2 separate regions of the Homo sapiens genome follow, and region 1 is linked to region 2. Evidence: chromatin contacts called from ENCODE Hi-C data. All regions are on one chromosome and are shown on one strand. Each heading gives the region's core, a stretch centred on a gene start or an enhancer-like site at or near the end of the contact. The rest is flanking DNA. Distances are from core to core; before and after follow the strand shown.

What was found. A loop is a pair of places that touch in the nucleus more often than their neighbours do. Pooled maps may share reads with other maps.
Region 1: a loop to region 2 is called in a map of PC-3, with 8 times the contacts of the local background. The contact joins two enhancer-like sites. A Hi-C loop is called at or near these places in 3 of 168 maps with a recorded cell type or tissue (Calu3, PC-3 and PC-9) and 3 of 50 pooled maps.

The regions. Positions count from the first base shown.
Region 1 is chr5:149,224,580-149,230,466 of GRCh38, reverse strand. All of the region lies in intron 8 of ABLIM3 (actin binding LIM protein family member 3), which reads right to left. Among named protein-coding and RNA genes, the nearest start is that of AFAP1L1, 44 kb to the left of the region's middle. Within about 2 kb of position 1,311, at least 5 of the 41 ENCODE cell types and tissues checked have a DNase peak (open chromatin) inside an H3K27ac peak, as active enhancers do.
Region 2 is chr5:148,910,705-148,915,926 of GRCh38, reverse strand. No RefSeq gene overlaps it. Among named protein-coding and RNA genes, the nearest start is that of ADRB2, 87 kb to the right of the region's middle. RefSeq lists an enhancer at 4,590-5,222. Within about 2 kb of position 1,871, at least 8 of the 41 ENCODE cell types and tissues checked have a DNase peak (open chromatin) inside an H3K27ac peak, as active enhancers do.

The DNA.
Region 1 (5,887 bases), core at 62-2,561, 320 kb before region 2:
TTTCTGTGTGTCCAAATCCTACCTGTTCCTAAAGGTCTAGGGCTCACATGACATCCTCTTGCAAACTTTCTTACCTGCCAGTTGGGGGTGACTTCTCTGTCCTTTGTGATCCATAGTTCTTTGTGTCTCTTTCCACACATACAGCCTTAAGGCACAGTAGCTTATGGATTTTTCATTTCCCACTAAATCAAGAGCTTCTTCTGGGCGGGAGCTGAGCTTTATTCATTGCTACATCTCCCACAGTCCCCAGCACGGGACTTTGCTCTTAGAAGAGATCCGTACATGTTTGTGGGGTGAAGAGGTGAGTGCATGATTGGCAGTCAGTGACACATAGCAGGTGGTCAATAAATATTTGTTGAATGAATAAATGACAGTGTGGATAAAAAAGAGTGACAGAGCATGGTGAACTCCAGCTTTCTTTTCTCTTAAAGACTTATGACTGTCTACCAGAGCTATCACATTTAAGGGGGAGGAGGTGTCATGGTGTATATTCCGCTTGAGAGCATTGCCTTGACCTGCTAATTCCTCAGAGACTCCAGACTCTTCAAATTTAGTATACTGCTAACGCCCACATTTTATTGTGGGTGGGGGTCCAGTTGGCCAGCCCCAAACCCGAAAGGCCAATTTGGAAAGGCATGAGCAACAGGTGGCTGCTCACATGTTGAGAAGCAGCCCCAAATATGACACATTCCCCAAAGAAGGGACAGGTGTCCTGGATTAGAAGGAAAAATAGGAACATATTATCCCTCTGGAGCCATTCCCCTTGTAACCAGCCCTAAAAGGAAAGAAGCCAGCAATGGCTGGATTCCTGAGCATCCAGATGGCATTTGTTTGTCTGACTTTGTCTCTAGGATATACTTTATATTATGCTTTGTTGCCTGGAACCCCCAGGACCGGAATACTAGCTAAGGGATGAGATGGTGGTGAAAGGTCAATAAATCGGAGTGAAAAAGAGAAGAGAGGCCTGAAGTGAGGAGGCCTGTGTTTTTTGTCTCTGCTCAGCCCCTAACACATCCTCTCTCTGGGTCCCAGTTTCCTCATCTGAAGAACAATAAGGTGGGATTTGGGTGGCCTTGAAGATTATTTTCATCTCCAAGTTTCTAATTTTACGGGCAGTTTTGTCTTTTGTGGAACAAGAATCTTTGATTTTTGTCTGCCGACATACTTGGGTATTCCTTATTATTCAACTGGGTTTAATTCTTTCTAAAGTAAAATGCAATGGTTCTCAGAGCCCAGTAGAGGGACTCTGAGTCTGTGGCTTGATCCAGCAATCACAGGGTGTGTCCACTACCAAGCTGTGTGTTGGGATTCTTACTTTAGGGAGTTATTAGAGAGAGCGTTTCCGGTTCCTCTCTGAGTTGCTTCCGAATCTATCAGGAATTGTTTATGACTGTGGCTGTGGCAGGAAACACATGTTACAGGTCACTGTAGGAAATGGATGAGATGGACACAGAGGTCTGAGGAGGTCATGAACTTAAGTTAAAGAGACATAGGAAAGATCAAGAGGGCAGAAGTCCTCATACAAGGAAATAATGTGTCAAGCGAGGGGGTCAGACTAGAGGGTCTCTTTTGCTTTCTAACCCCATAACATTGGCATTTCACTCTGAAATAAAACTGAGCCAAAAATGGCCATTAACTTCAGCACTCTGCATACCGGAAAGCATATTTACATAAGAAACAAGGAGAGGAGGATCAAACAAGAAAAAAAATATAATTAGAAATGAAAAAAATCAGAATTTAGGAGTTGGTAGTATATCTGTAAATAAAAGAGGCTAAAAAAAGTTAGTTGGTAGCTAGCAATAAACTTACATAAAGAATGCAAGAAAAGATGATTTGTTCATGAAGATCCCTGTGAAATAACGGTCTTCTGAGCTTATTCCCTAGGCCAATAGCTCAACAATGTGACATTAACAGAAGGATAACATCATGGTGAAGAAGATGGTTATTCTCTTCAGTGGACTTTATCCCCAGAGCCAAAAACAGTGCCTGGCCCATGTGTGTTTAACAAAGAAATGCATGTGAATGACTCATTGGACCCTACCTTTGTATTTTTTTTCAAAAAGATACTAGGTATAATGCACCCATGAGAGGATGGTGACTATCCTAGGAAGGGGACTCAAATGCAATTCTAAGGCTGGGTCTTTACCCTGAAGAAGAGACTTAACAGAATGGTGAAAGCTGATTTTACAGATTTTAATGACTCTCTGTAGGAAGAGGCATTCATTTGTTTTGTAGAACTAGGACTAAGGGCAGAAGGTTCAGGCAAGGAACATTTAACACCTAAGAACTGAATGGCCTTATTCAACTGACAGTAAGCCCTTGTCCCTAAAAGTGTTTAAGTACACATTGGGTATATAAATGCTCAGCAGTGATATTAGGAAGGAGACTCAGCACACAGTACTTACACTAAGGGATGTTTACCAGCCCCCAAATCCTTAGAGATTCTGTTTCCATCTTAACAGGTTTTACTGTACCGAGAAGATAATTATTTGCCCCACCCATTTATCCTGATAAGAATGTAAATTCTATGAGGAGAGGATTCATGTCTGTTATACCTACAGATATATCTGCAGGAACTGCAGATTCTCAATAAATACTCATTGAGTGAATAAATAAACAAAAGAAACATGGCATTCTATCTTAGGCAGTTGGCTTCTCTAACTTGGGCCCAGAGATTTGGACAAGTAGTACAATCTAGACTCTGATTAGACAGCCACAACTCCAGACTGAGTCTACAAACATATTCACTATATTGGGGTGTGTCAAACTGTGACCTGTGGATCACCTGTCTTGCAGTCTGGTAAAATTCAGATTCCTGGGCCCCCCTGCAGAAGCCACTGACGCCAACTCCCTGGAGGTGGGACCTGGGAATCTGTGATTTAACAAGCTCCCCAGGTGATTTTATGACTCATAATTTGAGAACCACAGGGCTAAATACCAGATAACACTCTAAATTTATTTTCTTGGAATGTTATGTGATAAAGAAACCAATTTTATAAGGCAGAGCTCTAGCTTTTTGTAAGAGTACAACATTTTCTGCTTGTTCAACTCCTGGTTCCATGAGTCACTTCCTCCTGTCCTCTGAGATTGTCACCCACAATTCCAGGCTCTGCAGTTAAAACCTACTATGAAGGTTATGGAAGTGAAGGATTAGCTATTTCTGTATCAGCTGACTCAGAGATAGAGATGTTAATCTCCAAAACTATCTGTCAGCCAGGTATTAAGGCCATTTTTAATCGTTAGCAGAGTCAGCAGTCAGTCTTATCTCTCTGATTGGTTATAGCACACTCCACACCTGTAACATTTGGGGCTGATTTAATGTTGGGGAAGCCACCCACCTCTCTGCTACACCCTGATGTTAAATTTGCCAAGGCTTTTTTTTTTTTTTTTTTTTTTGAGATGGAGTTTCGCTCTTATTGCCCAGGCTGGAGTGCAATGGCACGATCTTGGCTCATTGCAACCTCTGCCTCCTGGGTTCAAGTGATTCTCCTGCCTCAGCCTCCTGAGTAGCTGGGATTACAGACATGCACTACAACACCCGGCTAATTTTGTATTTTTAGTAGAGATGGGGTTTCTCTGTGTTGGCCAGGCTGGTCTCAAACTCCCAACCTCAGGTGATCTGCCCGCCTCGGCCTCCCAAAGTGCTGGGATTACAGGGATGAGCCACCATGCCCGGCCAATGCTTTTTGTTTTTTAATGCCAAAGCTGGAGTTGGTATCATAGTCTTCTAGAATGTTGGCATTCTAGAGGTTACAAGTACAGTGATTGAAAGTGGTCCATTGGACGGTTCTGTTTAGTAAGCATGATTTTAAACAGTTCTGAGTCTGAAGGTTTTTAGATACTGCAGGTCACCAGTGACCCTCCCTACTTTCTGACTCCCAGCCCTTCCCACTCCTTGACGTGGGCATTGGAGTTTTTGGCCTTGACCCTAGCTAGGGCATTCTCTTACGGCAGGTTTCCTCTCTGGATTTCTTTTTTTGTTTTGAGACGGAGTCTCGCTTTATCACCAGGCTGGAGGGGAGTGGTGTGATCTAGGCTCACTGCAACCTCTGCCCCCAGGTTCAAGCGATTCTCCTGCCTCAGCCTCCCGAGTAGCTGGGACTACAGGTGCATGCCACCACACTCGGCTAATTTTTTGTATTTTTAGTAGATACGGGGTTTCACCATGTTAGCCAGGATGGTCTCGATATCCTGACCTCATGATCCACCCTCCTCAGTCTTCAAACTGCTGGGATTACAGGTGTGAGCCACTGCGCCTGGCCTCTGGATTTTTTTTTCACCATAGCAGGATGAGGTTTCTCAGACCTCTGCCTTTATGACAGCAGCACTATCTTTGTGGCAATAGACTGGGAGGAACCTTGGAACTGCTCCTTTAAAATCTCCATGCACATAAACCAACCCAAATGCCCATCAATCAATGAGTAGATAAAGAAACTGTGATATATATATATATATATATATATATATATATATATATATATATACACACACACACACACACACACACATATTATATACATACATACATATATATATATATATGTATATATGATGGAATACTACTCAGCCATAAAGGAAACAAAATAATGGCATTTGCAGCAACCCAGATGAAATTGGAGGCCATTATTCTAAGTAAAGTAACTCGGGAATGGAAAACCAAACATTGTATGTTCTCATTCATAAGTGAGAGCTAAGCTATGAGGATGCAAAAGCATAAGAATGACACAATGGACTTTTGGGGCTCAGGGGGAAAGGCTGGGAAAGGGGTAGGGGATAAAAGACTACAAATTGGGTGCATTGTATACCACTCAGGTGATGGGTGCACTAAAATCTCACAAAACGTCACTGAAGAACTTCCAAACACCATCCTGTTCCCCAATTACCTATGGAAATAAAAATTTTTTTAAAAAATCTTCATCCACATAAAAAATGTGGTAGATCCAAAAATGGAATATTGTTCAGCCATAAAAGGAATGACCTGCTGATACCTGCTATTATACGGATGAACCTAGAAAGCATTATTCTCAGGGTGAGAAGCCAGTCACAAAAGAACATATATTGTATGGTTCCATCTGTAAGAGCTATACAAAATTGGCAAATCCATAGAGACAGAAAACAGATTGGTGACTGCCAGGGGTTCGGGGACAGAGGAATGGGAAATGACTGCTTAATGGCATGTATGAGGTTTCCTTTTGAAGTGATGAAAATGATTTGGAACTAGATAGAGGTGGGGGTTGTACAACATTGTGAATGCACTAAAAGCTACCGAATTGTGCGCTTTAAAATGGTTAATTTTGTGTTATGAGAATTTTACATTAACATAAAAAATTTCCCACTCCTCTCCTCCCAGCAGGTGAATTGCTTCTGTAGACCAAGGCACTCTGTTCCTCCTTTGCTACTGAAAGTGCCAAACTCGGCCAGAGAGAGGAGTGAACACTGCTGTTGAATCTGCCCTGTAATAACAACAGTGTGATCATTATAATCTTGGGTGTTAGTAAATCTTTACTGGTATCAGGCACTCTGTGCATCATTTCATGTAATATTCTTAAGGGGTTCCAATCCTGGCTACATCATTTACTAGCTGCATTGTCTAGAGCAAGTCAGTTGCCTCTCTGTGCCTTGGTTTCCCTATTTATAAAACAGGGATGACAACAGTATCTGCCTCATAGGTTTGGTTTGAGGATTAATGAGTTAATCCATGCCCAGCACTTAGAACGGTGTCCGCCTATGTCAGGGACTATATAAGTGTTGGGTATTGTTGTTCTTATTGTCTCCTCTCCTCCACCTACAAAAATAATCTGTGTGCCAGGATCTAGTTTGGGTAAGGGGAGAGCAGTAAAAGGGAGACTTGAGGGGAGCAGGGAGCTGGGGCCTGGGTGAGCGAGGG
Region 2 (5,222 bases), core at 622-3,121:
ACTCAGTTCAAGCAAACTTTATAGATTATTCAATTCTGGAACTATATGTTCTCGGATAACCATACCCAACATTGAAATTAAACTACTCTCTAAAGAAGGAAATTCCTTAGTAACGTCACTCAGCTCCAAAACTTGGGACTGTCTTTCCTTGCATCTAACTTACATGTCTCCAATCACAAATTAAGCTGTTCATTCTCCAGCTGACATATCTGGGCAGGAGATCCAGCTTCAGATGCTGGGAGGCGTGAAGAGGAGAAAAGGTCACTTCTGGTTTTGGTGTGTGTGTGTTTGATGTAGGTGTGGTTTCGTGTTATGTAAGCATCTGGCTCTAGGCACTAGGATACCTGCACTGTCAGGGGACAGGGACTTCTGGGTGCCAGGTGCTCCTAGAAGCTCAGTCACTAAGGGGCTGCTTGGTGCCTCTTCTCTCTCCTCACTGTCCTGGAGCTCTGGCTTCTTTGTCACATGTTCTGTTATCTGAACTTCTCAGGCTACCACTTTAGGATCAAAGGAGATTGTGGGCCAAAGGAACAAAACTCTCACTTTTCGAGCCCACAGTGTGACCTCGGACAAGTCCCTTCCTCTTCCTGGGCCTTAGTTCCTGCAGCTGAGAGGTATGGAGTTTCGTCAAAACATGTCTGAGCCTCTGCCCAGCACTGACAATCTGGGGCTCCAGAATCTGTCGTCCAGCCAGGCCAGTGACCTAGGTGGGAAGGGCAGTGAGAACGTAGCCACTGTTTGGAATTCACAGGCTTGTTTGGTGGGACAACTCCTAATAGATTTGATTGGGGATCAGAGCAACCTATTTCTCCGAACCTCTGGTGAGAACTGATTCAGGCCTGCCACTCCTCGGTCAGGGCTGCAGAGGCATGTAAAATGCACTTGTCAGAGAGCATTGGCTCAGAAGCCTGACACTTCCACCATCTGAATACCAAACAAGACAAAAATTGCACAAGAGATGGGGCCCAGATGATCCGCTGATCAAATCAGTATTTCAACTCTGGTGTCCTCAGGATTTCTTATGTGAGGGAACACCCTCCTCTGCCATTTCAAAAGACTTAATACATTTTTATCCCTGAGTGATTTTGTCCTCAAGAGGACCTATGGGAGGGACCATGTGGATTTTGAAAGCTTAGTGCTGAACTAATTCTGTGCCCTAATGATTATGAAAGCCTGTGTAAATAGGGAGGCAGTGGCAGGGAGCCTGGGGCTGGAAGTCAGGAGGCTTGAATTCCAGTTCTGGCTTTGCCACTCTCTGGCTGTGCAGCTTTAAGAAAATTGCTTCACCTCTCTGGGCCTCAGTGTTCTCATACAGCAGCATCTCTCTACGGTCTCTAAGACAGAAACCTCTCATCTTGGTGGTAGAATGGGGCCAGATATACCTCTGTGTGTGTGTGTGTGTGTGTGTGTGTGTGTGTGTGTGTGTGTGTTAGCCCAATTCTCCCCTTGTGTGGAGACATAGCTCTTATGGAGGTTACATTCCTTCCCCAAGTTCCTCTTCTTTGAAGGCCTTTGGGACGCATCCAAGAGAGTAGGTGAACTCATGGATGCTTAAGGATTGGAAGGGGCTTTGAGGATAATTACCCAGCTATTGCAAGAATGCCTCTCACCCCAATTATCTGGTGGGAGGTGCTTGGCATGTTTGAGAACCAGCATTCCATGAAAGTTAAGAGCCCCAGCTCTGGAGTTATTCAGTCTTTGTTTTATATCCCAGCCTTGCCAGTCATTTCAGTTCGTCATTCAGCAAGTATTTATCAAGTGCCTATTTCCTGCCAAGCACTTAGATAAGCTATTTTGCATATATTATCACACTTAGTCCTCACAACCCTATGAAACAGGTAGAGGTTTTATCTCCATGTCACAGATGAGGAAACTGAAACTCAGAGAGGTGATGTGACTTATTGCTAGCAAGAGGCAAACCTGAGGTTTGAATCCAGGTCTATTGACACCAGCGCTATAGCTCTCAGCCACTATGCTGTACTGTCTCCAAGACCTTATCTTCTTAATGTAAACATCTATGATGTAGACATTATTGTATCTATTTTAAAACTAGATACTGACGGTCAGAATTTAAGTAGCATCATTTGGTCAAAGTCAATGAAAGCAGGGCCAGGACTCAGCTGGGGGCTACTCAACCCCCACGTCGGTGTCTCTGACTGCTGTGTGCAATGCCTCTACCTCAGCCTTTTGGAAAAACCTCCGTGCATTTGCCAGTCTACGTTACAGACTAAGCAGCATGCCTGCTTCTGAAGGAAGGACATGGACCATGCAATGGGAAGAGCCCTGAAGTCTGCATGATGCCAACATCTCAGCTGCTGGTCCTGTCTGCTCCTTACCAGGCACAAGGCCTGAGGCATTTCCAGCCTCTGCGCTTTACCAGCCTTGCTTTCCTCACAAGGATATTTATTGTACCAGTCAATTGAGGGCCTAGCTATGAAAGGACTTTATAAATTAGAAGGTGATGAAAGTGAAATTATTATTGTTGTAGTCCCACTTCTCTGTTTTTCTCCATCAAACTGGACAATAAATTGCATGTTGCCTTCGGGAATCTTGAAATGCATCATCTAGTAGCCTGAGCCCCATGATCCCAGGATGAAGCAGCATGAGGCAGGCTATCCTCTCTCACAGCCGGCACTCCTGCCTGACTCATTCAGGGATGCCACATTCCGGGATGTGAGGCATTACAATGGCTGCCACTGTGACGTGTAGTCATCCCAGAAAGGCTGGGATGTAACATTCCTGAACAGATTCAGGCATGAGAAGAGAGAGGAGAGAAAATTTGTAAACAGGCAGCCTGGGGCTTAGGAGAGGCAGGAGAAGTTGCTCATTTTCTGTGCTCTTGTTTTGAAAGTCTTTGGAGGTGTAGCTGTCCGTCCATCAGGCTGATCTTATCATCCTTCGGGAAGCATGCATCTCCAGATGCGTGGGACTCCTCACACCAGGGCCTTGCACTCTCGGACCACCGGTTCCAGGAGGGCTGGGTCAGAAATCATTTGCTCACTTCACTACTCACTCCTCTAAGGAGTGAGAGGATAGGAAAACCAGAGGTGCCATCTGCAGGTGGATGGAGGAGCTCCAGGTGATTTGTCCCTGAGTTTTTCCAGTTAAGCATTTGCTCTCTCCCCTCTCACCCTGTTGTGCTAAGGGTGGCACAGAAAAAGAATTTTATTTATTTTGGGTCTTTGTTTGTACCTGTTTGCAGCCCAAGGAAAAGAGAGAGGCAAACTCTCTGGTTCAGGCTTCGGTGAGAGCCTTCTTTTACTCAAAGAGACTGTGGAGGCTGCCAGAGAGCAAGTCAAGGAGTTGGGAGGTGCAGCCTGCCTTGAGCAGGGCAGCAGGGACTTGTGGGATGAGCTATGGCTCCGTTAGGACCCTCCTCACCTGGAAACAGGACTGTGGGAGACATTGCCATCCCTCCTATCTAACAATTCGATGTTAGAAAACTCCCTGCTTTGGGTAGTACCAAGAAATTAGTTGTAATTATGGAAATGAAGAAGGTGGCACTGAAAGAAAGCACCACCAGGGGAAAGGGCCCTGCAGGTGGAGGTGGAGACCTGGGCTCCAGGTGTAGCCTTGCCACAGGCTCTGTGTGAATGTGAGCCCTCTCTGGGGCTGTATTTATGAAAAAGGGGGTTGGGCAATGATCTCTAAGGTCCCTTCCAACTAGGCCAGTTTATGCAAGACTTTCCTTGATTTCAGTACTGAAAGTTTTGTGTCCAGAAATCCTTGCTTCCAATAGAAAGCTTCCCTTTCTGGTTGTTCTAGTAACTTCCCTCTGGGATCTCAATCCCTTTTCTCTCTGTATTGCAGAAGCCTTTTCTCTGGATTAGGAAATCATTGTGATAACTCCTGCTAAATGGTGGTGGGTAGGGGTGATACTCAAAACATGAACATCCTCTACGGTAAGGGCACAAACCCATCAGAATGAACCAGGCCATAAACCCCAGACCATTCTTGGAGTGCTGTCCACTCCCCGTCCCCGGGGTGGGCAACCCCACATTGAAACTGGGCTTCTATCTCCAGGTCTATGACAATTCCACCTGTTTCTATTCCACCTCTTCAGTCAGTGATGTGAAGTCATGTCAATCACTTCAGCGCCAGTGGAACTGAAGGATTTTCCAGCTTCTCTTTTACTGCTTGCTCTCAGATTAAAGGTGGTGACTTCCCCTTCACTGGTCAGTTCCAGCCTCAGTCCAGTTTCCTAAGGTTTTTTAGGGTGAGACTGCTCTGAGTGATGCTGTCCAAATCCAGACAATAGTGTCTTTGCGGATGGGCTTCACGTCTCTGGGATTCAAGTCTGTTTGTGCCCCACCATCCTTGGTGTGCTGCCAGATGAGTCTTTCCAAAACAGTGTTTTGTCAGCCTCCTGTACCTGTTCTGAAATCTTTCTAAGCACATTTCCTCAGCCCTCTCACCCACTGTGGACAAACAGGACCACATATTCATAATCATGACCCACTTGTCTTTGGCTTCTGCCTCTGTTTGCTTACATGGGATCTTGGTCTCTTCCAATTGTGTTTTTATTCAGAGAGCAGCTGCTAAACTGTCTGGAATGACAGAAGTTCAGTTTCAAATAATAGTTAACATACGTGTATCACAGGGTGGAGAAAAGCAGAGTCCGTGTGACCTCTGGCTCCCATTCACCTCCACACCAGCTGAGCCCATTTCACATGACCTTTCTGCCTGTGTTTGTCTGTCCTTCAATGTGCTCCATCCTCACTTGTTTATGTTGCTTCCTGAGCACAGTGACTTGCATCAGGCACTGTGCTAAAGGTTGGTGAAATGCAAGCTGGATCCAACCCCTATGGTGAACCTGCATTGTGGGAGGGCAGATGGACATATAAGCAGCTGCTTCGTGATGGGACATGTGTGCTGTAATACATTTGAGTGTCATGGCCACATACAGCGGGGCCTGGCTCCTTCTGCAGTGATATCAAGGCTGGGCCTGGGTGAGGAGGAGTCATAGTTAGAGAATGGGTGGGAGGAAGCTCGCATGCCAGGCACGGGGAAATGGCATGCACAAAGGCACCCCTCTGTTTGTCTCCCTTTGTCTTCCACTGTGGGTGGTGCTGTGGGCGGCAGTGGGTCAGGGATTGCTGGGCAGGAGGCCAAGGCAGGCAGAGTCAGCCCTCAGGAACCACCAGGTCAGGGAGCACTGGCACGCCCAAGAACCCACTTCCTATTTCCCAGAGCAGATGGAGGCCATAGACTCAAGTTTTTCT